4 separate regions of the Mus musculus genome follow, and regions 1, 2 and 4 are each linked to region 3. The links are chromatin loops, found by intact Hi-C in ENCODE. Cell type or tissue: heart. All regions are shown on one strand. Region 1 overlaps Fbxw7 (F-box and WD-40 domain protein 7). Region 2 overlaps Fbxw7 (F-box and WD-40 domain protein 7). Region 3 holds the start of Fbxw7 (F-box and WD-40 domain protein 7). Region 4 overlaps Tmem154 (transmembrane protein 154).

Region 1 (8,000 bases), 75 kb before region 3:
TCCTGCTCTGCTTCAGTTCCTGTCCTGCCTTCCTTCAATGACCGGCTATGATTGGAAAGTGTAGGTCAAATAAACTCTTTTCTCCCCAATTGCTTTTGTCAAGATGTTTCATCACAGCATTAAAAGCCCTAAGACAAGTTAGTACCAGCATAGTGGGCTATAGCCAATGGATTGACTGGATGGTCAAGGACCTGGAAAGATCTGGAAAATTGTTGAGAAAGACATCTGGGGAAGAAGTATGTGGATAAATCTCTCCAAATGGGCAAAGGATGTGAAGATATTTGTGTCCCATGTAAATGCTCACCAAAAGGTGACTTCAACTGAGGAGGAGTTCAATAATCAAGTGGATAAGATGACCTGTTCTGTGGACAGTCAGCCTCTTTCCCCAGCCATCCATGTCGTTGTTTAATGACCACTTGAACAAAGTGGCCATGGTGGTCGAGATGGAGGTTATGCTTGGGCTCAGCAACACAGACTTCCACTCACCAAGGCTGACCTGGTTACAGCTACTACTGAATGCCAGATCTACCAACAGCAGAAACCAACACTGAGCCCCAGATATGGCACCATTCCTCGAGGTGACCAGCCAGCAACCTGGTGGCAGGTTGACTACATTGGACCACTTACTTCATGGAAAGGACAATGTTTTGTTCTTACTGGAATAGATTCTTTTTCTGGTTATGGATTTGCCTTTCCTGCACGTAATGCTTCTGCCAAAACCACCATCCACAGACTCACAGAATGCCTTATCCATCGTCATGGTATACCACACAGTATTGCTTCTGACCAAGGAACTCATTTCACAGCCAGCAAAGTGCTACAGCTCTTACCATGTTTCCTATCATCCTAAAGGAGCTGGTCTGACAGAAAGATGAAATGGCCTTTTGAAGACACAGTTACAGCACCAATTAGGTGGCAGCAGCATGGAAGGCTGGGGCAGAGTTCTTCAGAAGGCAGTATATGCTTTGAATCAGCATCCAATATATGGTAGAGTTTCCCCCATAGTCAGGATCCATGGGTCCAGGAATCAAGGGGTGGAAAAGGGAATAGTTCCACTCATTATCACTCCCAGTGAACCTATAGGAAATGTTTTGCATCCTGTCCCCACAACTCTAGGTTCTGCTGGCCTAGAAGTTTGGGATCCAGAGCAGGGAGTGCTCATACCAGGAACCACAACAAACATTCCATTGAACTGAAAGCTCAGACTTCCCCCTGGTCATTTTGGGCTTCTAATGCCCTTAAACCAACAGGCTAAGAAAGGAATAACAGTGTTAGGAGGGGTGATAGATCCAGATTACCATGGGGAAATTGGATTGCCTCTCCACAATGGAGGTAAGCAGGATTATGTGTGGAATGTAGGAGACCCCTTAGGGCGTCTCTTAGTACTACCATGCCCTGTGATTAAAGTCAATGGGAAACTACAACAGCCTAATCCAAGCAAGGTGACAAAGGATGCAGACCCATCAGGAATGAAGGTATGGGTCAATCCTCCAGGAAAAGAGCCAAGACCTGCTGAGGTGTTTGCCAAGGGTGAAGGAAATACAGAATGGGTAGTAGAGGAAGGTAGTTATAAATACCAGCTAAGGCCATGTAACCAGTTGCAGAAATGAGGATTATCAAGTAATGTAAATGCTTCTGTCTTATTTTGTTTAGAATACATTTGTTTTTCTTCCAATTTCTTTAACATCAATTGTTATTTAAGTTGAGACACTAAAAGAATGTTCTCAAGGGACATTGCCCCATTGTAAATTTACAAATGTGTTTGCAATTGTACGACGGATAGTAAGTATATCATGTTAGGTGTATTCTTGGCTTTGTTATTGTTTCATGTGGACATGAGATGTTATCTGTATCAAGTTGACAAGGGGTGATTGTAGTGGCTGTTTCTGGTAGTCAACTTAACTATATCTGGATTGAACTACAATCCAGAATTGGAAGACTCACCTGTGATCCTAATCTGGGAGATACAAGTTTCTGACCTGGATCTTGGCATGGAGCTCTTGAGGCATAGTGACAAAGCAAGTCCCAGATCCAGGCGTGAGCCACACACCTTTAATTTGGGCCACACCTTCTGCTAGAGACCAACATAAGGACATTGGAAGAAGGAAGATTTACTCTCTCTTCTTCGCCTGATTGCCTTGTGGGACTGAGCAACTGCTAGATCCCTGGACTTCCCATTCACAGCTACTGCTGACAATTGTTGGAGAGTTGGACTACAGACTATAAGTCATCAACAAATTCCCTAACAATATAGAGACTATCCTTAAGTTCTGGGTCTCTAGGGAACCCTGACTAATACAGAAGGTTATTGCTGTAAGAGACCTGACATGTTTTAGGAAGGATTGTGGGAGGATGTAAGAACTTTGGGCTAGAAGAACCATTGAGTGTTGACACCTCAGTGGGATGTTCTGAAGGAACCTGTAAGATAAGAATGTAGAGGGGCGGGGGTGGGAGGGATGGAGAAATGGCTCAGTGGTTAAGAGCACTGACTGCTCTTCCGGAGGTCCTGAGTTCAAATCCCAGCAACCACATGGTGGCTCACAACCACCCATACTGAGATCTGATGCTCTCTTCTGGTGTGTCTGAAGACAGCTACAGTGTACTTACATATAGTAAATAAATAAATCTTTAAAAAATATTAAAAAAAAAAAAAAGAATGTTGAGAGCAATAAAGATGGAGGCCTGTCTTGTGAAGTTTCAGAGGGAAGATTAAAGACTATCCGGGCCATTTGTTACTGTGATTTAGACCCTGGTTCTGGCCAGCTGGGGCTAAAGAACCAGCTGTAGCTGTGACTAACAAGACACCAGAACTACTTAAAGTGAAACCTTTACATCCCTAGAACATTTGTTGCTGGTTAGCTGGACCTAAGAAATTAGTGCCGATTAAAGAAAGACCAGTATTAATGAAATAAAGTCTTCTGAGAAGTGTTTTCTGAGAGCACAGAGAAGCTGTGCTCCAGAGGCAACAAAGGTTGTACCTCATGTTGGCAGCCGGACATAGGAATATATGAGTCACCCAGACGATACAAGTTTTAAAGATATAAAGGGGTCATGGAGAGCAGCTGAGGTTTGGCACTGGGAGCGGCCAGAAAAGGCCATTGGTGAGGGTGCCGCCTCAGTGGCAGTTGAAGGCCCAGAACTGAAGGGGCCTTCACAGAAGTTGAGGCTTGAGTTTTGGAGATGCCAGTACCATGGGATGACTACCAAGAACAGCAGCAGTGGAATGGAGCCAACCAGAGCCTAGAAGACAAGCTGTGTGTACTGCAAAGGGCAAAACTGAAGAAGTGACCCAAGCCCTATGAAGGTGTCCAGAAGATTATGAGTAGATCCTAGACACTGGACAGTTGGAGTTTGATTTTGATTTGACTGTGACTGTGCCCTGATTTTTTTTTTCCTCTTGAAGTAAAAAAGTATTTTACTGGAGTCTACAGTTAAGACTTTGAATCCACAATTCAGACTTTGTCTTAAAAGACTTTGGATTTTAAGAAACTGGCTATTTTAAAGGGACGGGAATTTTAATGTGTTTGAATTTGTAAAAAATGAGGGAGTTTAAAGTTATAGATCTGGAGATGATTAAGAAAGGAAAGATTATAGCTTACTAGTGATGGATGTATGTGTCAAGTTGACACAGGGTCAGTTGTACTGACTGGTTTTATGAGGTAAGAAATGGTAAGAAATACTGTGATTCTCTTACAAAGAGTTCCATTTGTGTAGAGATAAAATAACAGTGTCTTAATGAATCATTAAAATAGATCCTGTTTGTAATAATCTGTATTTTTCACACAAGAAATTTTCAGAGTGTTCAGGTTACAGAACAATACTTCTGCACCAACCTAACAAGGCAGCACTTGTAAGCACTCTCCAACTTGGAGGCACCAGTTTCCATACAGACAATGCTGTGTTGGTCACAGCTTGAATTCAGTGGAGGCTGCAGAGGATTTTATCACTAACCTCAGCCACTTGTGTAACTAAGAGGACAGTAGGGGTGGTCTCTGGTTTCCATGTGCGTTCGAAGGATTGATTAGTGTGCAGCTCTTTAAGTTTGAGTCCATTTTCTTCATTCCAAGTTACTCCTTTTGTCTAGGCAAAAATCCAAGCACTAATTCAAACTAAGAAAAAGAAAAGACAGAAAATACTATCCATTACCTACACTAGCAATTAAGGAGTTATGGAACAGAAAATACTATAGATCCATTTCCTTAATCTACCAACCAAGATACTAAGAATACAGAAAATATTAGCAGGTACAAAGCCAGTTTTATGTTCCAGTTGGTAAATGGGTAAAGATGCTTCCATTTAACCAGCAAGCAGTCAGAGTGCCCACTCTAACACTAGGGGGCACATTCACCTAATCTAGACTCTGAGATAAGTATTCCCAGGCAGTGGAACAGGAAACAAGTTCTTAGGGCTGCTGGTCCAGAGGCTTAGCTGGTGCAGGTTATTTCTAAGTCACTCGTATAAATCTGTCTTCCACCACAAACAAGACATAACTTACAACAGCAAATAGTACCATCTGTGACTACTCCTTTTGTGGAAAAGCTCCCTCCTAAGATTAAGACAGTGACAACTTGTGATGGTTTATATATGCTTGGCCCAGGGAGTGGCACTGTTTGGAGGTGTAGCCTTGTTGGAATAGGTGTGACCTGGTTGCAGTAGGTGTGTCACTGTGGGTGTGGGCTTTAAGTCCCTACTCCTAGCTGCCTGGAAGTCAGTATTCTGCTAGCAGCCTTCAGATGAATATGTAGAACTCTCAGCTTCTCCTGCACCACACCAGCCTGGATGCTGCCATGTTCCTGCCTTGATAATGGACTGAAACTCTGAACCTGTAAGTGAGCCCCAGTTAAATGTTGTCCTTCTGAGAGGTGCCTTGGCCATGGTGTCTGTTTACAGCAGTAAAACCCTAAGACAGAAGTTGGTACCAGGGATTGGGGCACTGCTGTGATAGGCTTGACGATGCTTTTGTTTGGAAGAATGTGGATTTGAGACTTTGGGTTTGGGAAGCCAAGGAATGCTTTAAGTGGGGCTTAATGAGCCAACCTAGTAAAATATGGAAGACTGGTGCTGAGGGTCATTTGAACTGTTTAGGCATGCTAGCCCAAGAGGTTTCAGTGGAGAAGAACTTTAATATGTGGTGAGAGACTGTTTTGTGTTGTTTTGGTGAACGTGGCCATTGTCTGAAAAGACTGCCTAAGACTAAGACTAAAGAGATTTATAATAATTGCATTGACAAAGGAAGTCCCAACAAAGCCCAACAGACTTTGTTCTCTGGTTAAGTCTGATGAAGAACATTTGAACAAATGTAGCAAGCTGAGAAAGGAAAAATACAAAATATAAAGTTTGAGTACTAAAGGGACACCAGGAAGTGAAATGGAGCTGAATCCTGTGCTCAAGGAGATTAATTTGAATTAAGGGAGAAGTGACCTTGGGGCAAGATTCCACCCATCTAAATTTAGGTCCAGGTGTGGTAGTACAAGCCTTTAATCCCAGGAGGCAGAGACAAATAGATATGAGTTGAAGGCCAGCCTAGAACAGAGCAAGTTCTAGGTAAAGAAAAACTTAAATCCAGGCTTGGTGGACCACACCTTTAATCCCAGTGTTTAGAAGAAAGGCATGCAGATCTTTCAAAGTCAGTCTTGCACTAGCAGCCTTCAGATAAAGATGTAGAACTCTTAGCTCTGCCTGCACCATGCCTGTCATGTTCCCACCTTGATGATGATGGACTAAACCTCTGGACCTGTAAGCCAGCCCAATTAAATACTGTTCTTTATAAGTCTTGCCTTGGTCATGGTGTCTGTTCGCAGCAGTAAAACCCTAACTAAGACACAACTCTCTTCCTTAGAACTTGTATCAGGACTAATGAGTTTTGGTAATTTGTAATTGTGCACACCCCAAACTCATGCATTCATTCTTACTGCACTTGGTAGTGGTGAGAGTCAGATGTCCCCTTCTAGTCTATGGCATGTGAATACTTGGCTTCCAGCCGGTGGCCCTGTTTTAGGAGGCTTGGGGAGCAGTAGCCTTGCTGGAGAAAGTCACTGCAACTGAACTTGCAGAGTTCAAAAACTCAGGCATTCCCTCTTTCTGCTTCCCACTTCTGGTTCAGATGTGAACTCTCCGCTGCTGCTGCTGCTGCTGCTGCTATATCCTTACCTTGTAGAACATAAGTCTAAATGAACCCTTCCTTCCATCAGTTGCCTTGATCGTGGTGCTTTATCATAGCAGCAGAACAGTAACTAATGCATGCTTCCTTACCAGTTACAAAGAGTTTTTAAAGCTGCAGATAAATTTTAAAAAGCACTGTATTACATAAGTTATAAGTACTTTGACATCTAAAATTACTTTTAAGGCAAAATAATGAAAATAAAATTTTGAATTCTAACACAAACACATCCAACTTTCTTATTTTGCTGCCTTCTAATTCCCCACACAACTAAAAAAAATAACAATTATCTCCAACTGAACCTTACATTATGCCAGGTGCTGTACAGTTAAAGCGTAATGTTACTGTTAGAGTAAACCTCTGACACACACGCTGTATCACAAGTGAAATAATTTTAAGCACTGACCACCTGCTGCAACATATTTGCCTGAATTTCACTCCCAAGGCTGTGGAAGTTATACAATACTGTGGCCACAGCCAGGCCATTCCAATTCCAGCAGAGCTGTTTTATGTTGAAAGTAAAAATAAATAGGAACAAAGGACATGAAAAATATAAACCTTGCTGGATGTTATTAAAGCATTGGATGGGGAAATACACAGCTACATAACACCCAAGCTATAATCTTGGTGGATAAGAGGCCCGGATTGGTAGTGAGGAGCTACAAACACAAGTTGTGCCAGCATCTACCTACAAAACGGGACAAGTTATCCAGTGTCTTAAAACCTCAACTGTCTAATCTGCAGAGAGGATTTCAAATGATTGTACTTTGTCTTATAGAAGTATTAAAGATTAAATAAGAGTGTACATATACAGTGCTGACCGATATTTTGGCACACAGCATTTAACATGCTGTATGCTGCATATTCCTTATTTCAAAATCTCAAGAAGTCCAACTGTTCCCAAATCAGAAACTTTCTGTATGCCAACATGACAGTCAACAATTTTGGATTCTGGGGCATTTCAGATTTCAGTTTTGTAAATTAAGATAATCAATAACGGCTATGGGAAACTCCATCATCCTGTTTGCCTTTGATTAAAAAGTTCTAAGAGATTTCTCCTATGAAAATATAGAGTTGAAAATCAGGGAGCCTTCTAGTGTGGTCTCAGCACACATTAGACTTGCATTTACTTGGCTCCAGACACTAGTGGTCTATCAGTAGAAGCAGCAACTCCCACTTTACAGACAGCCCTCTTACAATGGAGGTATAAGGGAAGAACACTGTAAGGAACCGTGTAATCTGGGGGTTGCTGTGCCTGACTCCCACAGCTTCCCTTTGCTTTTTTTCTGCTAAGACACAAATCCTACACAAACCCGTGGTAACCAAACACCAAATGCTGCAAAACTAGACTGGCAGGCAGACTGTAAAGAGCAGTGCTTTCCAGAGACACTGTAGTCTGTGCAGGAGCTGCCATCCTTTGGCTCAGGTAACCCAGCATGAAGACTCCTCCTCTGACACCTCTGGTATAGTAAGCAGCAGTCACATGAGGGGTAAAAGCCAATACAGACGGAATCTACACATCAGCCTCTGTACTGGCTAGTTTTGTGTCAACCTGACACAGCTGGAGTTATCACAGAGAAAGGAGCTTCAGTTGGGGAAATGCCTCCATGAAATCCAGCTGTAAGGCTTTTTCTCAATTAGTGATCAAGGGGGAAAGGCCCCTTGTGGGTGAGACCATCTCTGGGCTGGTAGTCTTTGTTCTTTAAGAGAGCAGGCTGAGCAAGCCAGGGGAATCAAGCCAGTAAAGAACATCCCTCCATGGCCTCTGCATCAGCTCCTGCTTTCTGACCTGCTTGAGTTCGAGTCCTGACCTCCTTGGTAATGAACAGGAGTATGGAAG
Region 2 (8,000 bases), 55 kb before region 3:
AGCCAAAGAACACAGTACATGGAAAATGCAAGGGACTATCAGACTAAGTGTCTAAAATGATTTATCAACAGAACTTGTAAAAGCAAGCTTTAGCCATGTTGCTACCTTTTGAGATGCTCATCAGAGACATTAGGGTACAGTCTTAACTGCTGCTAATAAACCTCTCTAGCAAATATGGGAAGTAGGGGAGCTAAAGAAGGTAAAATAAATAAATAAATAAATAAATAAATAAATAAAGTATTGTGCTAGTGTAAGAACAGGTACCAAGCATTAACATCTAACATAATTTACTCCGCCAATAAGTACAGAATATGCTCAGAACATACATCACTGTGTACAAAATAAAGCAAGAATCAATTTAAAGTCCCCAGCAAATATATGCTGCTCTCAATGAAAGCCAGGTATCTGACCAGCCTCAGCATCACTACTGCTTCTACAAAGGCCTAAAATAAAAGATCCACACCGGGCGTAGTGGCGCACGCCTTTAATCCCTGCACTCGGGAGGCAGAGGCAGGCGGATTTCTGAGTTCGAGGCCACCCTGGTCTACAAAGTGAATTCCAGGACAGCCAGGGCTACACAGAGAAACCCTGTCCTGAAAAACAAAATAAAATAAAATGAAATACCCAAAAGCATGAAATGCTTCATCAGCCTCATTCCCTATACCATCCCCAATATCCCTTGGCTCTTAAATTAGTTCTAACAAAAATAGAATGTAAGCAATAATGGTTATTTCATTATTTATCATTTTTCTTCCCTGTTAACTAATTCAATGTAATACTGATCACTATGTTGCATACAGACAGAACTTGAAGACTAACCAACAGAAGTAAACATTTATTAACTATCAGAAAAATGAGCATAATACTGTTCTGGAGGGAAAAAGACAGTGCATATTTAATCAAGTCTACCTACAGGCCCTTTTAAAAAGTAGAGAAAACATTATTTATTAATAATTTATCAATAATAAGTTAAAAGTATGATTTTTCTTTCCTGTGTGATGCTAAGGATGGAACCCAGGGCTTTAAGCATGGTAAGCAAGGAATATACCGTTGTCTTAGTTACTGTTCTACTGCACTGAGGACATAAGGACCAAAACAACTTTTTAGAAGAACTTAACTGGAGGCTTGCTTAGTTTCAGGTGGTGAGCTCATAACTACTACAACATGAAGCATGGCAGCAGGCAGGCATGGCCCTGGAAAAGGAGCTGACAGATTATATCTTGTCAACAGGTTTGAGGCAGAGAGAGACACTGGTCCTAGTCTTGGCTTTTGAAACCTCAGAGCCCAACCCCTAGTGACAGCTCCTTCAACAAAACCCACACCACCTAACCCTTCCTAAGCAGTTTCACCTACTAAGGACCAAACTTTCAAATATATGAATCATTGGGGGCCATTCTCATTCAAGCCATCATAACCACATCCCCAGCCCTCATGATTACTTCAATAAAGTAACTAGTTTCCTTCTTAACTATAAGTAACTCAATGTCAAATTCTTCCTTTGAGAAGTTAAATACTGTATGTAGTAGAGGTCTTGAGTGTTTGCCTAGCATGAACAAGGGCCTTGGTTAGATCTCCAGCTCCCTCCCCTGCTCCCTCCATCCACCCATCTGTCCATCAGTCCATTCATCCATCCTCAGAAAACTACAAACACAACTTTGTGGCAGGACATTCTTTGGCCCATTTTTATCTGTGTAAGTAAACATAAGGTACTGTCAACAGTCTTTAAGAAAAATGTCTCAAATATAAATTCACCAAACCGGTTCTAGTATATCTTTAAACAATGATTCTTCCATTTACAAACATAGCATGTTGTTCATAAACAGTATCCCAGTGAGAAATTATTCACTCCAGCAACATGGAGGGTTCCCAGGATCCTTGCATGGAATCTATGAGACCACAACTGTTTTCAGTACTCCTAGGATGTTGCTTAGTCTGTCATTCTCAATCTATGTTATAAGAAGACACCTGTAGTTATTTACCTGAGAAGTTTCCTTACACTTTACAGCCTGTCTCTCACTTGGCTAAACACAAAAGCTAAAACATATTTCAAGCCAGACCTTAAATACATTTACAAAAATGAAACACAATGCCATCCTTCTTATTTTGTTTAAGGAGAATATAGTTATTTTGTGTGTGTGTGTGTGTGTGTGTGTTAGTTAGTTAGTTAGTTAGTTAGTTAGTTAGTTAGTTATTCAAGGCTAGAGAGATGCACTGGCTGTTCTGTTCGTCCAGAGGACCCAGGTACAATTTCCAGCACCCACATGGCAGCTCACAACCATCTGTACTAATCCCTTCTTCTGGCCTGCATAGACACCAGACTCAAGTGGTACATCATACAGATAAATAAGTACAGTCATGGCAACACAGGCAGGAAGTCCTGGAGAGCTGAGAGGCTGAGCAGGAGGACCGCTTCCATGTTAAGTTGGAAATCAGAGTAAGATTTGCCTCAAAAAGTCAGAGAACATTTTGAAGACAATTGGAAAAGCACAGCACAATAACTTAGAGGAATTCCTGTTGTTGGGACTATGCTGAATGTATGAAATATCAAGGTTTTAGAGTGAAAAAACAAGAGGTGGTGACTTACTCTTCCAAATCTGTACATATTAGCCCACATTTTTCTCCAAAGGTTAAGGTTTCCATAGCCTCATAAGATTCAAAAACATTCTCTTTTGCTCTGTCCTTGACCAAACTCCATGTCCTTGGATTTCTAGAACTAATTCCCATTCTCTCAATCATTGAAATATTTATTAAGCATCTAATATGCTAGGCAACTAAGAGTAATGAAGGAGCCGGGCGTGGTGGCACACACCTTTAATCCCAGCACTTGGGAGGCAGAGGCAGGTGGATTTCTGAGTTCGAGGCCAGCCTGGTCTACAAAGTGAGTTCCAGGACAGCCAGGGCTATACAGAGAAACCCTGTCTCGAAAAACAAAACAAAACAATTGTAATGAAGGTACTGCAACAGAAACAAATCTCTTCCACCAGAATTAAATTTATATTCCCAAAACAAAGACAAAATAAAGTTTAAAAAAAAAAAAGACGTAACAACCAGAATAATTACTATGATCAATGGTGACAGATAACAAGAAGAAAATACAAAGGGAAAGGTTAAATGGTTTACAAGAGCCTCATTTCTGCAACAAAAATTTAAGTAAAGCTCTCCAATATCTCAGAAGACTTGTAAATGCTAGGAGAGGATTTGTGGTACCAGGAAAACAGTCAGTAGGTAAAAATCTGGAATTTTTACATGAAAAGTTTCCAATATACATTAAAAAAACAGTATATTATTTATATTTTATATCTATTACACCTATATTCAATTCAAAATATCACCAATATTGCTTTGACTTTTCTTCTTCCTTGCAGATATTTTAAATTAAGTCCTATATACCATGCCTACTTACTACACACACACACACACACACACACACACACACACACACTTCACAAGTGCCTCTCATGTTCACAGAATCACCACACAATTAGATCACATTAACCACATTTCATTAACACCAGTCAATAGTCAAATTTTCCACATTGTCTCAAAAACATCTAAAGTAAAGAAGTCCGCGCAGATGAATGGAGTAGCACTCCGTTCCACCGGCTTCTTCCTTCGCCTTAATCCACCCCGCTGGGTGCCTAGATGCCCTGCCCAGTCCAGCAGAAACATGCTGATGCCATCAATTGTACAATGCCTGTGTTTTTCACTGTGTTACTTGCCTTGTTACCCAATCTCCCATATTACCTACAAATAACTTTTGGCAGTGAATATTCTAAATTCAACTATTAAAGAAATACTAACAATACAATTGGTACACAGTTTTCTGGTCAGCTATTTAAAGCTAAGCATGGTGCAGTAACTCTGAAGTGACAGAAGAGGGAACTGTAATGTTTAGTAATTTCATACTAAGTAACATTACATTTTACTTTAAACCTAGACACTGAATTTCAATGTAGTAATGGCTAAAAACACAACAATTATATCCTTGCATATGATTCCATCAAAAAACAAGCAAACAAGACCACACTGTAAAGGATTTAAAGGTAGATAAGGGCTGACTGTATAGATTTTATAATTCAAATGTACTCACTGCCATTATCAGAAGTTACCAATTAAAATGATCCAAAAAACAATGTACTTCCAGTTTCCAAATAATTTTCCTCAATAAATAAGCTAATCTAAGTAGACTAATATATTAAGCTAAATAAATTTCTATCATAAATTCAATTTTTAACAAGGAAGTTCTGAAATTTGCATTAAACTGCACAATGTTCATGTGTTCAAAAAGAAGTGACAAAGTCTTTATGGTAACTCCTAAGCACACAGGGTTAGGGAAACACCTCAGTGGTAGAGCTGGCAAATCCTCAGGTTTGGTCCCCAGCTCTAAAAGAAGTTTGTTTCAAGTGATACTGACATTTTATGAAAACTATAAATTTAGGGGCTAAGGGGATGGCTAGGTAGGCAAAATGCTTGCTGTCCAAGCATGGAGACCTGAGTTCAGCTCCCCATGTAAAAAGGCTAGCATGTAATGGCAATCCTGGGGCGATCCCAGACTAGGAGGTAGAAGCAGAAGCATGAGGGGCTCACTAGCCAGCCAGTCTAACCCACTGGGAAAGTCTACATTCAGTGAGGCCCTGTGTCCTCCACACGTGTGACCCTCACCAACCTTTAACATTTACATCTCCACCAGCAGTCTATTCATGAGCATTTCATTGATTCCTTTAAAAAAAAAAAAAAAAAAAGCTTTCTTCTCTTTAAGTATTCTTATTTACTTATTTGTGTGTGAGCATGCTAGTGCTGTGCATGTGTGTTTGTATGGGCAGATGCATGTATGTCTTAAGGGGCACTGAGAGGAGGGTAGAGGAAGTTTCGAGCTGCCTAATGTTGGTGCAGGGAGATAAACCCCAGTCTCTACAAGAGTAGCAAGAGTCCTCACCTCTTCTATCATCTCTCTAGCCCCAATTCCCGCTTTCTCTCCCAGGTTCCCTTACCTCCTTCTGAGGCCTCAGCAGCAAAGCTTTTATATTTCTGAAGAATCAGTCACAAACTGAGAAGAGTCTGCAAACAGCTGTCTGAGCAGCTCGTGTTGAGAATTTACAGCACTCTCATGGCTCAGACAGACGGTCTAATAACACTTAAAGAAGAGGAACTACGGGATTGTTGCTTACTGGGAACAGAGTTTCTGGCGGGAGTAAGGAGAAAGTTCTGCATACAGGCAGTGAAAGGCATATGGACTGCAGTGTAAATGCAATCAACTGAATGGCCTACCTGAAATAATTACAATGTCAGATTTGTTAGAAAATTCTCACATTTCAAAGTGACAATATGCTATTAAACAACCTGAAATTAAATTAAAGACCTAGCAGATTTGAGATGTTGAAAGACTAAATATCATTTAACATCCACTTGTCATGGTATATCTTATTAAAGAGTCTAATAGGTCATTTCTCAGACATTTCACAGGAGATACATTCAAATAAGCAAAAGCACAATAAAAATCCTCAACGACAACAAAAAAATCCAAATTTAGTCAAAAAGAAACAGTATAATTTGATAAATGTTTTCATTAGTCAACAATATAGTATTATAGTTAGTCATTTTTACAGTAAGGAAATCATATAGCTTTTTATAATTAGAAAAATATAGTACATTATGTATTTACTAGCTTCGATATGACTTCTGGGGCTATTTCCCTTCAAACCAATCAATTTCCTATAGAACTGTTCATAAGTGTGGTGGGATGATAGAAAACCCCAGTGTTTATCTGAACATGTCTTTATTTTACTTTCAAATTACGGTAACAAATTCGCATCTTTTAGGTTTTCTTTCAGCTCACTGAATGTCTAGTTCCTCAACTAGCCAACATGATAACTTCTTTCTCTATTAGTGCTTACAAGATTTTCTCTGCAACTAAGCAGCTAGACCACTTACTTAGCTAAATGTGGACTCTTTTATGTTGATTCTGCCTGAACTTCCTGCTTTTGTAGGCTGACACTTCCCCCTGAATTGAGTCTGCAGCCATTATTTATGGTCCTGTGCCATCACAGGCTAGCAATCCTCTCGCAGGCCTCTGACTTGGACTCTTCATCCTCCCATCCTTCCAGTTGATGGCTTTTATTACTCTAAGCTAATTGACTCTCCTCACTGCTAAACACTTGTTTTGTTACTTAATTAACTCTCCTTCCAGACAGCCCTAAAACTCTCTCCTGCATCTTTAAAGTGCCTCTATGCTTTATCTATTCACTCCTAAGTATTCTTCTTGAGCCCTTTGAAAACAGAATTCCTTATGTAAACAATGTAAGAGTCTATCTGGACTTTGCTATAATCTTTCAGAGGAACTTGTGGTTTTAGTGTTGTGAATGGGAACACCAAACTGTCCTTTGCAGCATGTAGCTACTGCCTGTGCTCAGCTCCTTCACCTTTGAGCCACGCCTTCCTATTTATCAGCCTGATACCCTGGCACCTGAGTAGTTTATGGTAGTCAGTGAAAGAACTGGGCAGAGACTGTACTCAGATACATGGCTCACATCCTCTGATGCCATCTTGCCTCAGAGCTTCTTCCCAGCACTTCTTCTATCAGCTTTGTGTTCTGTGAGGCTCTCAGAAAGCTTCTGGCCACATGCCAAATCAGAAGAACATTCTCAGCCAAAAAGTAACAAAGATAAGTCTCCTATGAATCTATTTTCTTTCCAGAACAGAAACCAAAGGCATGCAAAGAAAACTTCAAAAACCCCAGTACTTAGGAAGCAGAGATCTCCAGGATCTGCCAGAGATGCACAAGACCCTGTCTCATCTCAGGTGGAGGGGGAGCTATCATATACAACACAGACTAATATAAATAAACCAATCTCATATAGGAACTGTAGCAGGACCAGCGGGGTCACCTTTATGTAAATGCCGGGAGGGGGCAAGGAGCCGCAAAAGCATATCCTGCAGGAGGACCTAAGTGCGGACTGCCTGAGAGAGCAAGGATTGATGCAGACAGTGCCAGCCAGTCAGGAACTGCTGTTCTTGGGACCAATGGGCATGTGTGTGTAGAGGGTATTAAAGGAGCTTGCAGCAGTTTTCAGAAGAGCTTGCTGCGGTGTTTCTCACCTGCTCCTGGAGCCTGTGTTGTTGACTCTTTACTACCTAACCTCCAACCCCCAAGGGCAGGTAGGGTCGGGTATTGAGTAATCACAGAGTCAAACATAAGAAACAAATGCATGGGGAACTGAAAGACAAATACAGTAGAAATCCTTCCCTTTGTGCTCTGGCCGTCAGATACAAGAAATGCCAGTGTTCTTTATGGACTTAGGGTGAAGCCTATTACAGACCTAAACTATCAATAATGACTTATTTTAAAATGAACGTGTAACTTTGTGCCACACGCAAAGCAAAATGAAAGCTGAGCTCTATCAAGATTAAAACCTTTCACTTCATTCTGCCAGGCAATGGTGTCACGACCTTTAAACCCAGCATTCAGGAGGCAGAGCAGTTAGATCTCTGAGGTCGAGGCCAGCCTGGTCTACAGAGTGAGTTCCAGGACAGCCAGGGCTACAGAGAAACCCATCTGATAAAATGGGTCATTTCTTCCAATGACTTTTTTTTTCAAACTAAAAGGATAATCCATAGAAAAGAAGAAAATACTTGGAACTCTCATACTGAATAAACATCTACTACTCATAACACGTAAAAAAAATGATCACAATTCAAAATTAAAAGTATTTGCTCTGGAAAATGAGCAAAATACTTGAATGGCTCTTTCTTCAGAGACAACAAACGGCCAGTAAGCACCCACAATGAAGTGTCCTTTCACACCAACCAGGAAGACTAAAATACACACATGGCTGCCCATGCGGATGTGGAGACTAGGACCCCAGTGTATTGCTATTTTGACCACTACTTGAAAAGAAACACAAAGGATTAATTCTCAACCCCTCCCCATTCACACATGCTCAAAAGAAGTGAAAATATATATCCACACTAGTTCACAATACACATTACTAACAACCAAAAAA
Region 3 (8,000 bases):
GGGACTGTCTCTCCTTTTGATAGCTGTGCTTATACCAACACAAATCTGCTTCAGGTCCCAAAATTTTAAATTCATTTTTCAGCTCTTAATTTCGTATCAGTAATCTCAGAAATATAAAGGCTTAAAAATGACTCCCATCTACCTACACTGTCAGCATATTACTCAAACTATTTTGCAGTCTTGAAAGCTGCACGGGGTAGGTCCTAAGGATGTAGCTCAGTTGGTAAAGTACCCGCCTAGCATGCACAAAGGCCTAGGTTCCATCCCCAGCACTACAAAACAAGAAATGGCAGCACACACTAGTACATTTAGCATTCAGGAAGTCCAAGCAGGGTGGTTACAAGTTAAAAGGTACACAACAAGTTCAAGGTCAGCCTGGCACAAGAGACAGAGACAAAAGAAGAGAAAGAAAGTGGAAAAAGTTTTAAAGAGAGAGGGAGGAAAAGAAAAACAATGAGCTAACACATGAACTGTACAGATACCTAGCTCTTAACCCCAAATTCAACATCCAAAGCAAAGCCTGCTACCCTGTTTCTGATTTACTCATAAGAAACTAGCATCATGCTAAAAAACATTCAAAACATTTCCTTTTTCGTGTCTCCTTCTGTGCTGCCCCCTAGATGACCATAATATAAAAATGTTAGTCTCCTAATGAAACAAAATCCTAAAGCCAGTATAATGTCTGTCCTAAAATATAATTTCTCCCAATATCCTGAAACTACCTTCTTTGGAACACTGTTTTCAAATTCTCTTATACAAGCACAAACTGACCTTAACTCTAGTCAGGAACTTCCCTCCCTCAGTAGGCATTCCTACCAAGCTAACTTCCTAATTAGATCTCATCTTTTACTTATTCTGACGCTAAGCCCTTAACATTTTGTTTGTGTATGTTCTTTTCTTCCTGAAAGAGCCTTTCCAAGATTTGGCTCAGACACTCCAATTATTCCTGGGTCATCCAAAATCAGTATTTCCCTAATAAAAATGTGCAACTGCATTCCCTGACACAGAGTGATCTTATGAGTAATAATGGTAATATATGTCCCCTTTCCTACATTTTTAAGAAATGTATTTCTTTTTACTGCTACTACACTACTACTACTACTACTACTACTACTACTACTACTACTGCTACTACTACTGCTACTACTACTGCTACTACTACTACAACTGTACTACCACCACATGTCCACACATACGACACAGGTCAGAGAACAACTCTGTATGGTTAGTTTCTCTGTCCACCTGTGGTTCTGGGCATTAGACAGACTCCACGTCCTTAGACTTGCAACAAGCAGCTTTACCCACAGAGCCTTCCCACCAGTTCAACCTTTCCTAAAGTTTTGTGCAATTTGTAGTTGGTTGTCTCTGTCACCCTCAAAAGACTGAAAATAGCAAATGTCTTGTTATTACTACATTCAGTAAAGTACTTCCATAATTTAAAACCAATTTACACACAAAGCAGGTCCTCTGATTAGATGCAGTACAAACTCAAAGTACCACTCTCCTCCTTTCCAAGAAGCAAACTATTAAAGTCTAAGTTTCTCAAATATCATCTTTTTCAAAACTGGAATATATGACTTTATCAGGGTAGCAAAGTAAGGTTAGCAGATCCAAAAACACGTTTTATTCTAAATCTAAAGTTAAATTTACCATTCAATATTTTCATACTAATTCCCACTTAAGCAAAATTTAAAGTGTCTCATGAAATCATATGAAGAACAAAGTATCTAACAAAAAAAAAAAAAAAAAAAAAAGGCTAGGAGATCCAAAAAGAGGGCAAAGTTATCCAAAGAAATGAGGGTTGGGGGAGGGAGCTACTCAAAAAAGCTGTGACGTGGCTGGCAGTCAGGGCACATACCTTTTAATCCCAGTCAGCACTCAGGAGGCAGAGGCAGGTGCATATCTGTGAACACTAGGCCAGCCTGATATACAGAGATAGTTCCAGGACAGCCAAGGTAACATAGAAAAACAGTCTTGAAGAAAAGAAAAGTTGGGACAGATGATAGTAGAGATTAAACAAAATCTATAAAAGCAAGGTAAGGTAAATTCACAGTGTTTTAGCATTCCTCAAACAAACTGTATCCTGAAAGATTGAGAAGGCTGGTCAAAGAGAAATACATTGCTATATAATGCAGAATGATAAACTTGGAGGTTCATTATTTAAAAAGAGGAGGGGAGAACAGGTCCCAAACATGAAATGTGAAAAACTTTCAAACAAATTTAATCATGACCCTCAATGGAGAAATTAAGATGGATGGATGGGTAGATAAATTGATACTCCCAAGTTTCTAGTCATTTCTACAGAGCATCTTTATTCTGCCCACATTTAGCTGTCTGGATAGACCAGAATTCCAGTCTTAAACTACTACCTATGTTCCTTGCTACATGAAATCCTACAGTACGTTAAGCCTTAGGATGGTCAGCTTAACCTACATATGTGAGCATTACTTTTCTATACCTCTAATTTAACACTCAGAGTGCTAAATGTTTTCCTAAAAGAGTATAAAGTCTCAAGGTCGACAAGTAGAGCCAAATAAAAACAGCTGCATGCATGCCCTTCCAGTCCCTAGTAGAAACCTAGTAAAAATGTGCTACCACTTAAAACATATTACTCCCTCTCTCCCTCAACACAGAGAGAGAGAGAGAGAGAGAGAGAGAGAGAGAGAGAGCGCTGCAGCAACTTTTACGAAATGGTAATTTATTAAGTGCTCTCCCTGAAATAAGTTTCAGTGGGTTGTGCATCTTAGGAACTCGGATTTTCCTGAGCCAACTGAAACATGCAAGCACCCTACACATCGGACTCTGTAGACCTGGGAAATAAAGCGTTGGGGGCACCAAACTCCCCTATGCACTAAAATGAAATCTGGTCTTCCCATCCAAGGCAACTTCAAAAACAATAGTTAGGAAAGGAAAAAAAAAAATTAAGGGTTGATTCAAGTGATTCCCACGTGGGAATCCATGGGAGTTTCCCTGAAACAAAAACCACTGCCAGAATAAGGTTGCCAGGAAAAGGCATGGGACAGAGCTGGCCATAGGCTTTCTCAGTTTAGTGTCCAAAAAGGTGCAAGTGTCCACTCTGGAGACACAGCTGCTCTAAGAAAAAACTCCGAGTACTTGCATTACTCCTGCAAACTGACACTTTCTCCTATTGGTAGAAAGGAAAGGTTTCCACTGCCAACCCTCCCGAGGAACAGCCGAACTCCAGCATCAAAGCACCCACCCGCTCCCACTTGTCACCTTATAATGTCCCCCTCCCCCGGGTCCACTCACGCTTCAGAGTCGAGCGGTGGCGCTGACAATGTGGCTGGCTCCCTTCCTCCTTCGGGCTGAGGCGGGCAGCTGCGGAAGGCTGGCTAGGCGCGGAACTGAGGAAGAAGCGGTGCTAGCGTCGCTCCACCAAGCAGCTACCCGGGTCTCTTCCGCGCTGCTGGGATAGAGGCGGCGGTGGCGGCCCCGCTCGCTCACCGCTTTTTCTCTTCCTGGGTCCCTGCAGACTGTGGTGGCTTCAGCCCGTCCTGGGCCACTTGTCCCGGGACAGTCACGATCAGAAAGCTCGAAGATTTTGTTTGGGTAAAGTTTCCTCTGGGCGGAGGCTGCAGCCGGCCCCCCAGGTTCCCCCCCGGCCCCACCGCCCTGGGGGGCTGGGGCGGGGAGGGGGCGCCGAGAACTCCTGGAGTCCCGCCGAGGAGCCGGGGTGCGGCGGCAGGCCCAAAGAGAAGCCCCCCCAGAGGGGGTGGAGGGGAGGGGAGGGGAAGGAGAGGACAGCGGCGCCGGGGCCGCTCACCACGCCGCCGCGGCCGTTTCACATCGGGGTCCCCGCCCCCCCGGCCCGGAGGTGGCTCCTGGGCTGGGGGCCGGGGTTCATACACTCCGCTATGGGATGCTACGGCCCCGGGCGGCTGGTGTGGACAGCGGCAAGGCTGGGGACCCGGCGGGCTCGGATCGGCGCCGCCCCCGCTCCCGGCTCCCGCATGTGTCGCGGCGGCCGGGACCCCCTCCCTACACCTCGGGGGGTCCTTCGTCCCACAGTCCGGGACGAGGCAGAAAGCCCAGCCCCTCGCGGGCGTCCTCTCCCGGCTGAGCAGCTACGAGTCCCGACCCGCGGCAGCCGCCTCCCTGCCCCCCGGCCGCGGGCTCCGGCTCGGGCTCGGGCTCGGGCTCCGGCTCCGGCTCCGGCTGGGGCTCCGGCTTCGGCGTGTGCAGCAGCCGCTGCCGGCCGGGAATGTAAGGGGGGGAGCCGACGGCGGCCGCGGCTCCCGATGGCCCGGGCTGCGGCAAAGGTCTTGGCGGCGGCCAGTGCACGGATGCCGGGTCTCTCGGATGCTCGCTCACTCACTCGCTCTCACGCTCTCCCCGGCGGCGGCGGCAGCGCCCGAAGCTCAGCTTCTGTCTCTCTCTCGCTCTGTGCGGGGCTCTCGCCTCACTCCACAGAGGGGCGGGAGGAGAGTGGCGCCCAGCGATGACGTAAGTCGCCTAGCAACCGCTCTCCTCCCCCTCCCTTCCCCTTCCTCTCTGCGCCTTCCTCTCCGGGCCTCTTCTCCCCATCTCCAGCCACCCCGCCCTGGGAGGCTGCGGCGCGTTCTGATGACGCACCAAGGGAAGAGGAAGTCGCGATCTGCGAGCGGGTGGGTGCGCCTCGGGCCGCGGGACTGCTGCTGCTGCTGCTGCTGCTGCTGCTACCGCCGCCGCTGCCGCCGCCGCCTCTACGGCCGCGTCAGAACTGAAGAGAGGAAGGGGAGGAGCCCAGGCGAGCCTAAGCTACCGCCTGATCTTACCCCTGACCCTAGGGCGGCGCGGAGAGGGAGCTCTGTCGCCGTTCCCTCCGGGGCAGGTGCGGACTGCTCCTCTGGGAATGAGGAGGCCCGGGATCGGGCTAGGGCGCGCAACACCCGAAGGTGAGGCTTTTGGCCCGGAGCAGATCCTGGAACCGAGAGACGGCTGGAAAAGTTAACCTACAGCCAGTGGCTGCACCTGCTCCCGGGAGCGAACGTCCCACCCTTCCCTTGGCGTGGGGTGAAACCTTGCGCCGCATTGTGTGTAGTAGTGCACTACGAAGGTTTGATGAGTGAATGAATGAATTAATGCCTCTAGCACAGCAATAGCGGGACTCAGAGGTGATAGTGGAAGCGCACGCGTTTTGTAAGTTGAAGCGTAGAAACAAGTTGTACTACATCTCCCTCCTCACCCCCACCCGCCCCCTGCCACGAAAGAAAAAGGATGCCGTTTCTTCAGAGTCGCAACTTCAGAGTTTTGTGGGAAAGGAGGCGAATTGGCAGGACTGGGGAACAGGGCTGAAAGAGAATCAACATCTAGGATATTATTTAGGGGATTTCTATGTTTTCAAGGGGCGAATGTAGTCGAGCCCCCTTTTAAAAGTAATTCTTGCTTGTTTGGATTTTTTGGAGCTTTTTAGATTTTGTCAACAGAGTGCCCCTTAACCATCTTCAAAAGAGTTTGGCGCCTCTCAGGTCTTTCTTCAAAGCGCTCTCGCGCGCTCTCTCTCTCTCTCTCTCTCTCTCTCTCTCTCTCTCTCGTGTGTGTGTGTGTGTGTGTGTGTGTGTGTGTGTGTGTGTGTTGTGGGGAGTATGTTATTAATAAATCTATTGGGCCGTTTGTCCTACAGATTCTGGGCTAGGAAATGTTTAAGGAAAAACTCATGAAATGTAAGCTGTGGTTCTCTAATAAAAGAATTTTCGAGATAAAAGAACTACAGCGCTCAGAAATCTGTTACGAACTTACTTGCCCTCCTTAGTGGTGTGACAGTGAGATTAAAGCAGCAGCAAAGATGAAGGGAAACAGTTGTGTGGCTGGACCCCGTCCCTCTGGAAGCTACAGCGATGGCTATCATAAGTGCTTCGGGTCTCTCCACCCTTCTTGGGAGATTGGACCAAACATGCTCTGTCCGCATTTAAGAAGCAAGCCCAGGTTTATGCCACGGCTGCTACCACTTCGTGCAAAGTAGATCAAGAAAATGCCTATGTTGATAAATCAAGGGTTCATTTTTGTTCAAAGGCTACAAAAACAAGAGTGAGTGAAGGGAAGAGGAGGATGCCACAAAAGCAAGGAGAGACAAGTTGCACCAGGTCCTTCTGAAATCCCAGGAGTCATATAACTTGCCCTAAGTACCCTGGGTTTGACTGTCTACAGACAAGATCCATTCACAGGCTGTATTCAATAAGATTCACAGGGAATCAGATCAATTAATAAACAGTAGGCCAGCATGGCTCCAACCTAATCCTTTTGTTGAACTCTCTTCCTTACAGTAGGAAGTAAAGAAATAAAATACAGGTGTATAGGGGTTTGGGAAGCTGAGCACCTCAGAGTCAGAGCTGTGCAGCCAAGGATGCTTTCGGAGGAGTGCACCATGCAGAGTGTCAGATCATCGCTGAGGGTCAGAGTGGCACTCACAAGAGCCCTGAGCAGCCTGCTCAGGAATTAAACTTACTGAGTAAGGTCATTCACGTCCCTGTCCTGCCTGGTAACAGGAGCAAGCAGCTGTTCTACAACTGGCTGCTGGAGAGGACAAAATTCCTACCTCTCCAGTTTGTTCTATATCCTTTCAGATCCTTGTGTTGTCTGTGAATCTAGAGGAGAGATATATCCGTTTAATCATATTTCTGAAAAGTAAGTCAGAAAAACTTATTTCAGGTAACCCAGTTCTTCTCCTGACTCACCAGTTTATCACCAAGATCTGTATACTGTGTTAAAGTGGGACAAAGGGATCTCTGTGTAAGGTTTATAACTTTTCCCTTGAAAGGGAGCTTGACGGACAGTGTTGGTGCATGCCTTTAATCCCAGCACTCGGAAGGCAGAGGCAGGCGGATTTCTGAGTTCGAGGCCAGCCTGGTCTACAGAGTGAGTTCCAGGACAACCAGAGCTACACAGAGAAACCCTGTGTCAAAAAAAAAAAAAAAAGGAAAAAGAAAGGGAGCTTGTTTGAGAAACTACTCAATGTTTTATTATCCCACATCACTGGTTTCTACTGTCAAACTATATAACAGATTAACAGGCAAAATTTCTAAAAACACACTATAGCATATCAGTTCATTTTAAGCATTATTGTGAAATATACTTTAAACATGTAAGACAATTGTGTGGTGTAATTATCAAAGAAACTACCATGTAAGCAGTCAAACAGGCCAATAAATGGAGTTTGCTAATCCTCCAAAGCCCTGTAATGGCCTTCCTAAACAAGTCTCCCTTCTGGGAGAGTGGACATTCCCTGGCATTTGTGGTACTCGTTTCCTTGCGTCCGTCATTGTTCTGTCACAGGTGTTCCTCCCTAAGCAGTACATTGTTTAGTTTTTCCCTTTCTTGTGAATGTTCTATAGAGGGAATGATAATGTGTAATCTGTTATGCTTACCATATTTGCTCAACCTGACTGTAATCCATATGTTGTTCGGGTTCGTATAGCTGTAATTTGTTCCCTTTAATTTATGAATATTCAGTGTTCCATTGTAACAATATATAACAGTTTGTTTAGCCGTGTTGCTGATAGGAGTCTGGGTTCAGTTCTAGGCTGTTAGAAATACTGTTGAAATTTTCCTAAGACTTTAATCCATCTCATCTACATAAATTTCTGTATACTGTGTACTTGGGATTGTATGTCATAAGCTTGAATAAATCATGCTGCGTGTCGTCTAACATTCTAGGTCACATTTGCTACATGCATGCCATTGCTCCACACCTCACAACGCTTGGCAAGAACTCAGTCTTCAAATCCTGCTGAGTGTTGAGCAGAACTCACTTCAGTGTTAACTTAGGTTCCCCCTGTTATTGACTCTGTTGAGGGCCTTCTTTCTAGAGGAACAGAACTTAAAGAAGGGGGCTTTATTAGAACAGCTAGTCAACAACCAAAGAGAGGTCCAAGAATCTAGTAGTTGTTCAGTACTAAAGGCTGACTGCCTCTGCTGGTTTTCAGTATGTGTTAGAATGCCAATTAAGGAGACTCTAATGCCTATGAAGGAATGGATTTACCCTTGAGAGCAAGAGCTAGCAT
Region 4 (8,000 bases), 120 kb after region 3:
ATGTGTAAGCTGGAAGAGGGTGTCAAGCGTCCTGCTCTTTCCTCACTCTCGGTCTTGCTCTCCTGAGACAGTGTCTCTCCCTGAGCTTGGAGCTAGGCTGTGCGCTAGCAGAACACATAACACGTCTCTGGCTCTGGCTTGGGACAGTGCTAGGGTTAAAGTCAAGCGTAGGATCACACCCAGCTTTTCTGTGCTATGTGCTAGGATCTGAACTCAGGTTCCCATGCTCAAAGGCAAGCACTTTGACAGGCTGTACCTTCTCCTCAGGTCCAGTAAATAAACACTTGGACCTTTCAAATGATTGTGCCTTGCATCTTGTTGTTGTGGGTGCTAGCACTGGGCAGTTGCTAATTTATAGGGGCTTTTATGATAGTTACAAGGTTGGGATCCACAAACAAGTAGATTCTTAACATCAGAAGCACATACGATCTGCCCGAAGCCTGAATCGGGGCCGTTATGTCTTTGTTTTATGACAAGGGGCAAGGTAACCTTTCCTAGCTTTAATATCCTCATCTGATGTCATCTGCAAAGCACACCTAACAATTCTAAGCTGATAGGGTTGTTGTAAAAGAATGAATGAGGGGCTGGGGTGAGAGAGGCTCTGGCCTCAGTCCCCAGCACCACACACTCAAATGAAAACACAGAGAAAAAGACAGGTAAAACCCCATGCTACAGGCCTGGCACCCGCATGCATGCATGCATGCCTCTTGGTGATTTGTACTAGGCAGCCTGAGCTCTGACAAATGTTTGTGAGTTACCTACAGCATTGTCTCAGAGATGTAAAGGCTTTAAGAAATCGTCTTCAGAAGCACAGCTCACATTTCTAGGGAGACGCCTTTTGTTTAGCTGCATTGTTTACTTCAGTTCCCTAAAAGCGTGATCTCTGGAATGCCATAGCCACGTGACTTGGTCCCAGCATGTCACAAACTGCTTCTGCTTTGATGGGCTATCGAGCAGTTCCCAGAGAGCAGCTGCCTCTCCGGAGTTTTGTGTGGAGTGGTATCTATCCATCCACAAGACCTGCGGTGAGTCAGCGGCCTCCTCCCCCGAGTCCCAGCACAGTAAGCCAGGGCGTTCTCCGTCACAGGCTCATTGCTTTATTTAGTTAGCTGTCTCTGGCTATTCATCATCTCTGGAAAATGATCAAATAAGCCATGCATTTTTAACTCTAGCAAATCCTGGAGTTCCCTGTTAAAATACCTTGGCGCACTGCCACGGAGCCACAACAAACACGCAGGCAGCTCCGCTTTCAACCTTCCCGCTTGCCTCGATGTGCGCACGTGCAGTCTTAGCAACTTATTTCTGACAGTGACATTAAAGAGTAATTTGTCTAGGAGTGTTATATAAACACGGGAAGAACATGGAACACCTTTCCACAAGCATATACAGGAACAGGAGGACAAACTGTAAAACTAAACAAAGCACGGCTGTATTTTCCTCAAGAAAGCACCCAACGGGCTCACTGCCAGCAGAATGGGGACAGATTCAGCTCAAATCCCTCAACCTCATGGCAGTGACTGTTTGTCCAGACTGGACAGTCACCCTGTCCTCCCGACCCCATCTATCTTGCAACAATCCTGAGTTATGGCCACAGCTAATGCAGCCATCTCTGAACATGGCGGTATGCCACCACTCAACCCTTCTGGGGTCACGACACTCTGACTCAGTTTCAGAGAGTGTGGAGTTGGATTTGGCACGACATCACATAACAATTAGATCAAGCTTTCTTTCTCATCTATACAAAGTCCCTTCTTCCCGACAGAGGCCTGGCCTGGGTGGAGTTAGAGAAATGAGGCTCGGAATCGGCCCAAGATACAGAGATCATGCCTGCTGTGGAGACACACTCTGGGACACACACACACACACACACACACACACAGTCTTTAACAGTGTCCTTCTGGCTGGAGAACACAAACTATTACGTTCTATCCCTTGTGGTACTGCAAATCTAGTTCACTCTTGTTTGGGGTGGTGGGGACTAGATAGGGAACACTGGGGGCAGTCACTGACACTTTAATGCCTCGACCTTTCTCTGCACGGTCACACAGTGTAAACTCTCCACCTCTGGATGGTGATGAGCAGCAGCAAACGGGAGCGTGGCTACGTCTGTGCCTCCCTGTCTGTGCTCATGTGGTCCACGGTGCAGACAGAAGCTCTGAGTGTCTGACTAGACATGAGTCAGGAGAAAGGAAGCAGCAGGCTAGCCTGGGCCAGGTGGACGATGTCTGGACTGTATGCTATCTAGTGCATTTGGGAGGTGCCGTGTGGGTGGGGTTTGACAAAGGACTTCATTGTCTAGAGACTTGGAACAGTTGATTATAAGCCCACCGAATGGATCTGTTCAGCTCTGGGCTACCTCTGCTTGTCCTGTGCTGAGTCCACTATAGCAGCTTTTGTGCACCACAAGTCACAGAACAGGGGATTGCAGAGAAAGGCCACTAAGGTGGAAAATAAGAATATGGAACTCTTCTCCCCTAAACTCTTTTCTTGTCCTTTCCTGTCATTGTTTCGTAAACATGACAACCTCACTGCAAAGGGCTTGTAGTAGTTTGTACAGACCTGGTCCTTACTAACATCCTATTTGGGGGCTGAGCATGTACATTTCAAGAAAAATGTCTACTCTGAGGTAAATTTTGTGCAATTAATATACCCTAAATATAGATTATATGTTACATGTTACATGTCACATGTCACACATTACATATCATACTATATTATATATGACATGTTATATATTATATCATAATTTGATATATTAATATATAGTGTATTATATTACAATCTTATATTAATTAATATAATTTAGTAATCACTTTATCAATTATTATATATAATTATATAATACCAATTAATTTATGATCAGTTATAAATATTAAATTGTGCTAATTTAAATAAATGTAAATAAAATTGTGTTATTATGTGATTAATAAATAATATATATTATCATATACATTAAAGTGTCAATCTGTGTCAATGCTGCTATTGTCCCAATACTCAAGAAGATTATGAGTTCAAGGCCAGCCTGGGCTACATAGTATGATCCAGAGTTAAAGAAAGAAGCAGAGGTGAGGGAAATAGGAGAGGGAGGGAGGGAGGGAGGGAATAGAGAGAAGGAAGGAGGGAGGCGGGAGGGAGGAGCCGAGGGGGAGAACAGGAGTCAGGCAGAAAAGGATAGGAAAGTGAGAACTGGAAAGTGAAAATCAGGGGCTGGGATGGATTCCAGGGGAAGCTCTGAAGGGAGGGATGGTGGAGCTGCCAGTCCCCAGAAGCCCAGAAGTACGGGATGCTGATGCTACAAATGGTTCCTCCTTATCAGGAGGGCAGGCGAGTGCAGCACTCATTCAACTCACTCCTTAGTCACATCCCTGCCTTCTGGAGCATTGTGTACACATATGGGGTGTGGGGGGCGTCTCAGGGGCTGATGCCACAGAGGAAGGTTGCTTGATGCTGACCTATCAGGTGATTGTAACAAACGTCCCACTCATGGGGAGGCCCTGATGATGGGCTGTGTATGTGAGAGGTAAAGAACACAGGAGCGTTCCCTGTGAATTCATTCTACTTTCGCTACCATACGTCTGTGGAAGTCACTAGAGAGATGGGTCAAGAGCTGAGACTGGGTGGCCCAGGACTCCAGCACAGCTTCCAGAGAGCGGGATGAAGCCCTGGCAGGCATCCCGTCAAAGCCAGATGGTTCCAGGCCCACAGAGGAATTCGGATATTCACTTGCAAAATGACAAGTTCACATAGAGCTCCAAACAGATATGGCCTTTTTGTCTCACAGGCGGCTTAGTTCAAGAACCAACCTCTCTATATTTAAGAAAAAAGATTTTTAATCTTTTAATCTTTGTAACCCGTCAGGGTCGTTTTCCACAGGGATGGCAGTAATTTCAGAGTGGGAATCAAGGATATAAAAGTACTGACATACAAGTCATAATGTAAACACAGTTTGCAGATGACCTGTATTGACCTATGCACTGTCTCATTAGGAGGGAAAGGTTAAGATATGTGGAAAAGATTTCTCCATAATGTCCTTTGTCCTATAACCAGGGCATTCTTTTTCTTTCTTTTGCCTTCTTGTTATTATCTGGAATCTCATTTAAGTAAGATAGAATATTTTTCAAATTCATAATGAACTGTAACATATACAAACCCCCAAGAGGTAACATGGCCGTAATTGCTAAGAGTGGGCTTAAGGGTCAGAGCTGAGGCTGCCCTGGGTAGGACCGTGTCAGTCCGTGACACAGAGAGATGCAGTGTGGTGAACTATTAGCTAATATGTCAGGATTCTAGAATAAATGCAGAGACAGAGACCCCAAAGGAAAACCTGACCACTAGTCTTTACTTGCAGGGCTGTGGCCTCAGGGCCTATGGTGCTATATGACTGCATCTGTAAGCATCTGCAATGGGTGAACAGGTAACGTGTTTTCACGGGTATCCGTTGTGCTCTCAAACTTCGATCTGTGCGCTCTAACACAAGAGTCCCATTGCCGTCACAGCTCAACTTCTCTGCTGTCCAGTCATCTTTGTTACCCCAACAGGTGACTTGGTGACCCCCAAACTATAGTCATTCTCCAATTCCTTCCTGCTCTTTCCACATACCGAGCAAACTGTTCTTTAATCAGAAATCCCCCAAATTCACTCATTTCTCTCCTCACAAAGATCACATCATTTAAATAATACTGTCAAGTGCTAATAAATCACACTGGTCCCAAGGCACTAAAATTTTCTATCAGGCAGAGCCACCTAGTGGCAGACTGGGATATGTTATTAATTTTCATTTAATTTCTCTCTGATACTAATCTAGACCAAGAGGGTTAGGGTTCTTTGTTTGTTTCTTGCTTTATAAAATGTTCCTCTTAGGCACAATTATTGAAAACCTATCTGTCTGGGCTGTTCCCTCCTTCTGTTTCCTTACCAAACATCTATCTATCCAAGGTAAATAGCTTCCCGATTCAATTTGCTATAATCAGCAAATCTTAGGACTAAGACAAAAGTCAGTTCAACAGCGTCTCTTTGAAACCTCAAGAGCTACTAGGATGCTTTGTGTTTTCCAAAACACGATTCCTGACTGCACATTCCTCCCTGTAAACTGACATATTAAATTGCCAGGCACAAAGAGGTCAAAGAAAATGCTGTGCTGTGCTGTAGACGGGACCCTCTTCCACCCTTCCCCATCCCTGAGAGACATCACAAGTACCTTGGGCTGGGGTTTGGTTCCTTTTCTTCCTTCAAAGTAGGTAAACACTCATAGTCGGCTAAGACAGAAGCAAAGGAAATTCACCGTTAGTCACCAGAATTGCTTTTTCTACCCACAAAACTGACAGAGTTGGGAATAGACTGCGCCTCTGTGCGGCTACCTGTGAAGAAATGGCCCCACTGGGGAGTTCTAGAGGTTCAAAGATTAATGACACCGAGGCTCCTGAAACGGTAAGAGCACGGATCACGCAGATACAGGGCTGCAGTGTTCCGTGCCCCTATTGAAAGGGCACACAATCCATCACTGCTTGCTCAGTCCGTCCTCTGGACGCTCACAGTGTTCTGCAAACCAGAATATGCATCTTGGAAGTGAGACGCAGGACTGAAATGGTGTACCTCAGGTCCTACAGTGCCTGCACGACAGCTCCACAGCAGAAGCGTCAGGAAGGTGGGGAGGGACCTCCTCTTCTTTCTCCTCTACTACATCATGTGTGTGTGTGTCTGTGTGTCTGTGTGTCTGTGTGTGTCTGTGTTTCTGTGTCTGTGTGTTACGCCTGGGTAGCCATATGCACACCCAAGTATGCTCATGTGCTCATTAGCTCTACACCCTAATTTTTGAGGCAGGGTTGCTCACTGACAATTTAACACCCTCTTCTAGACACCATGAATGTACGTGAATGCTAGTAGTTGCACAGACTGTGAACATGCACATAAATAAGTAAGTCTGTCCTAAAAAATACAAACGATTGGAGAGATCATCCAGTGGTCAAGAGGGTTCCTTAATACACAAGCATCAAGGACTTGAGTTCAAATCCCCAGCACCCTTGTAAAAGCCTCGATGTAGCTGTGCATGCACATAAGTCCCCTCAGTGTGTGTGCGCGCGCGTGTGCGTGCATGCACGTGTGTGCACACAAACAGGGGAGTACAGAGTCAGAGACATCTTGCTGTCCAGGCTCAGTGAGGACTTCTCAAAGAGTGTGTTAGAGAGTGGCACCAGATGTTTTTCTCTGCACAGAAGCATACACACACAATACATGCATATACCACAAACACACACACTCACAATACATGTATACACCACAACTATAACACATACAAATATGAGTAGTATATCTAGTGAGTTTTATCAATTTCATATGAGCATCAAGAAAATTTAATTGATTTTTTAAATTTTAATTTAAAAATTCATTGATTTCTAATGGACACACAGTTTAAAGACCAGCTATCACTTGAAAATTTTTGTGTGGGAATACTCTATTAGTGTGTATAGCAGTCCTGTCTGATAGAGCTATTTACAGACATGGGGGTGTTCTAGAGTCAGACCGACAAATACCATACTCAGGGGTTAGCAAACGTTTACCATTCGGCTACCAAAGCCATGTTTTACTTTTATATGATTAAACAGGCACACAGCTCTAACACCTTGTGTATTGGACAGAGGTTCATATAAAATGCACTCGATGAAATTGTGCAACCACTGGAATTCTCTAAATTCAAGAAAATAGAAGGTCATCTCAGATGTTTTCCCCCAGATAATTTTTGAATCAGATTTCCTTCCCAGGCTGGAAAAGCACCTACCTAGCATGTTAGAGGTGGGGGTTAGATTCCCAGTAACAGACACCACACACACACACACACACACACACACACACACAGAGAGAGAGAGAGGGGGGGGGGGAGGCGCGGGCGCACACACTATCAGAAACAAAAACACAGTTTCTTCTTGAAAAGCTCCGCATCAACAACTAGTACACAAATAGAAACAAGTGGTAACAGACCCGGCACTATGATTGGACTGGATCTTTAAGGGGTACACAGGTCGAGTGCCAGATGAGGCATGACTTCAGGTTTTCTGAGCTGTTGATGAGGCAGCCGTCTAACCCTGCGTTACCAGAGAGGCAAACACTTTGGGCTTTCACATACCGTTTCTGTTCATGCTGTTCATCCATTTATCAAGCTCTTCCATCTCTATTTCCATAACAGAGGGTGTGTCCTCTTCAAAAATAGGGCTAGACAGAGAACAGAAATGCATGCGTGTTTTAAAAAAAAAGAAAAGGCTCGGTAGGATGATTTTCATTTGTGGAAGAGTCTAGAATATTGACTGGTTAGAAACAATCTGAGCTAGCCCTGGGTTTACCCTAACCAAGAGAGCATCTAACTCTGGCAGGAAGAAAGGCAAAATCCCCAATGAGCCCTCCTCTGTCACTAAGGCCCAACTGGATGACACAGAGGCCAGGGAGGGAGTGGACTAAAAGAGAAGCTGCTCTCTGGAGACCAAAGGCATGGTTGCCAAGGTGCTCAGTGGCCCTCTCATTTAGCCTCCTGGTCTTGCTTGGTCTCACTTCTCTTTTCTTGGAGTTTTGAACAATGACCCAGATCAAGAGAGCGGACAGCAGGCTGCTTTTGTCTGGTCTCCTTCAATGCCTAGGCTCTTCTAGCTAAGAGGAATGGAATAGCAGCTCTTAGAAAAGCCTCAGGCCCGTCTCCCGGGCTTCAAGGAAGTGGATAGGGGAAAAAGCTCTGGTCAGGATAGATGGAGAGAGGAAGGAAAGGCCCCCAGCCCTGAACACACTGTGGGTGCTGCACTGGAAGATGAAGCAGGCAGGATCTACAGCAGAGAGGCTGATGGGAGGGGCAGGGGAGGCATCACTGGGTGTCTTTGGCGTTCACCCAGGGCCAGGATATTTAACTGCTATGCATCTGGCACTGGTAGCAGCCAGACAAAAACTCTTTTCTCAAAGGTGACCACAGCAGACATTCCTGGGTAAGGTTTGGAAAGTAAGATTCATGTTCCTTGTGACAA

What was found. Hi-C counts contacts between places; a loop is a spot of excess contacts. Peaks named below come from ENCODE experiments on the same cell type or tissue, not always from the same donor. Only the 100,000 strongest peaks of a DNase experiment are listed, where the experiment ranks them.
Region 1: it touches region 3 in a loop (2.4-fold over the local background); 2 of 42 quality-filtered maps call a loop at or near these places.
Region 2: it touches region 3 in a loop (2.1-fold over the local background); 2 of 42 quality-filtered maps call a loop at or near these places.
Region 4: it touches region 3 in a loop (2.4-fold over the local background); 10 of 42 quality-filtered maps call a loop at or near these places.

What each region holds. Positions count from the first base shown.
Region 1 is chr3:84,886,204-84,894,203 of GRCm38, reverse strand. The region is part of intron 3 of Fbxw7 (F-box and WD-40 domain protein 7); the gene reads right to left. Among named protein-coding and RNA genes, the nearest start is that of Gm40080, 12 kb to the right of the region's middle. In heart, a CTCF peak has its summit at 4,329 (motif pointing right); no DNase peak of the experiment used is centred here.
Region 2 is chr3:84,866,203-84,874,202 of GRCm38, reverse strand. All of the region lies in intron 3 of Fbxw7 (F-box and WD-40 domain protein 7), which reads right to left. The region is part of intron 1 of Gm40080 (a long non-coding RNA gene); the gene reads left to right. Among named protein-coding and RNA genes, the nearest start is that of Gm40080, 8.3 kb to the left of the region's middle. In heart, a CTCF peak has its summit at 3,863 (motif pointing right); no DNase peak of the experiment used is centred here.
Region 3 is chr3:84,811,040-84,819,039 of GRCm38, reverse strand. Fbxw7 (F-box and WD-40 domain protein 7) reads right to left here and starts at 3,463. Exons shown (of 14, transcript NM_001177773.1): 1 at 3,271-3,463. Gm35486 (predicted gene, 35486) reads left to right here and starts at 4,607. Exons shown (of 1, transcript NR_165832.1): 1 at 4,607-8,000. In heart, no CTCF peak of the experiment used is centred here; DNase peaks (open chromatin) are centred at 3,379, 3,709 and 4,569; H3K4me3 peaks cover 3,401 bases; H3K27ac peaks cover 2,187 bases.
Region 4 is chr3:84,689,750-84,697,749 of GRCm38, reverse strand. It overlaps Tmem154 (transmembrane protein 154), which reads right to left. Exons shown (of 7, transcript NM_177260.2): 5 at 7,121-7,206; 6 at 5,198-5,255. Among named protein-coding and RNA genes, the nearest start is that of Tmem154, 28 kb to the right of the region's middle. In heart, a CTCF peak has its summit at 4,746 (motif pointing left); a DNase peak (open chromatin) is centred at 1,039; H3K4me3 peaks cover 322 bases; H3K27me3 peaks cover 312 bases.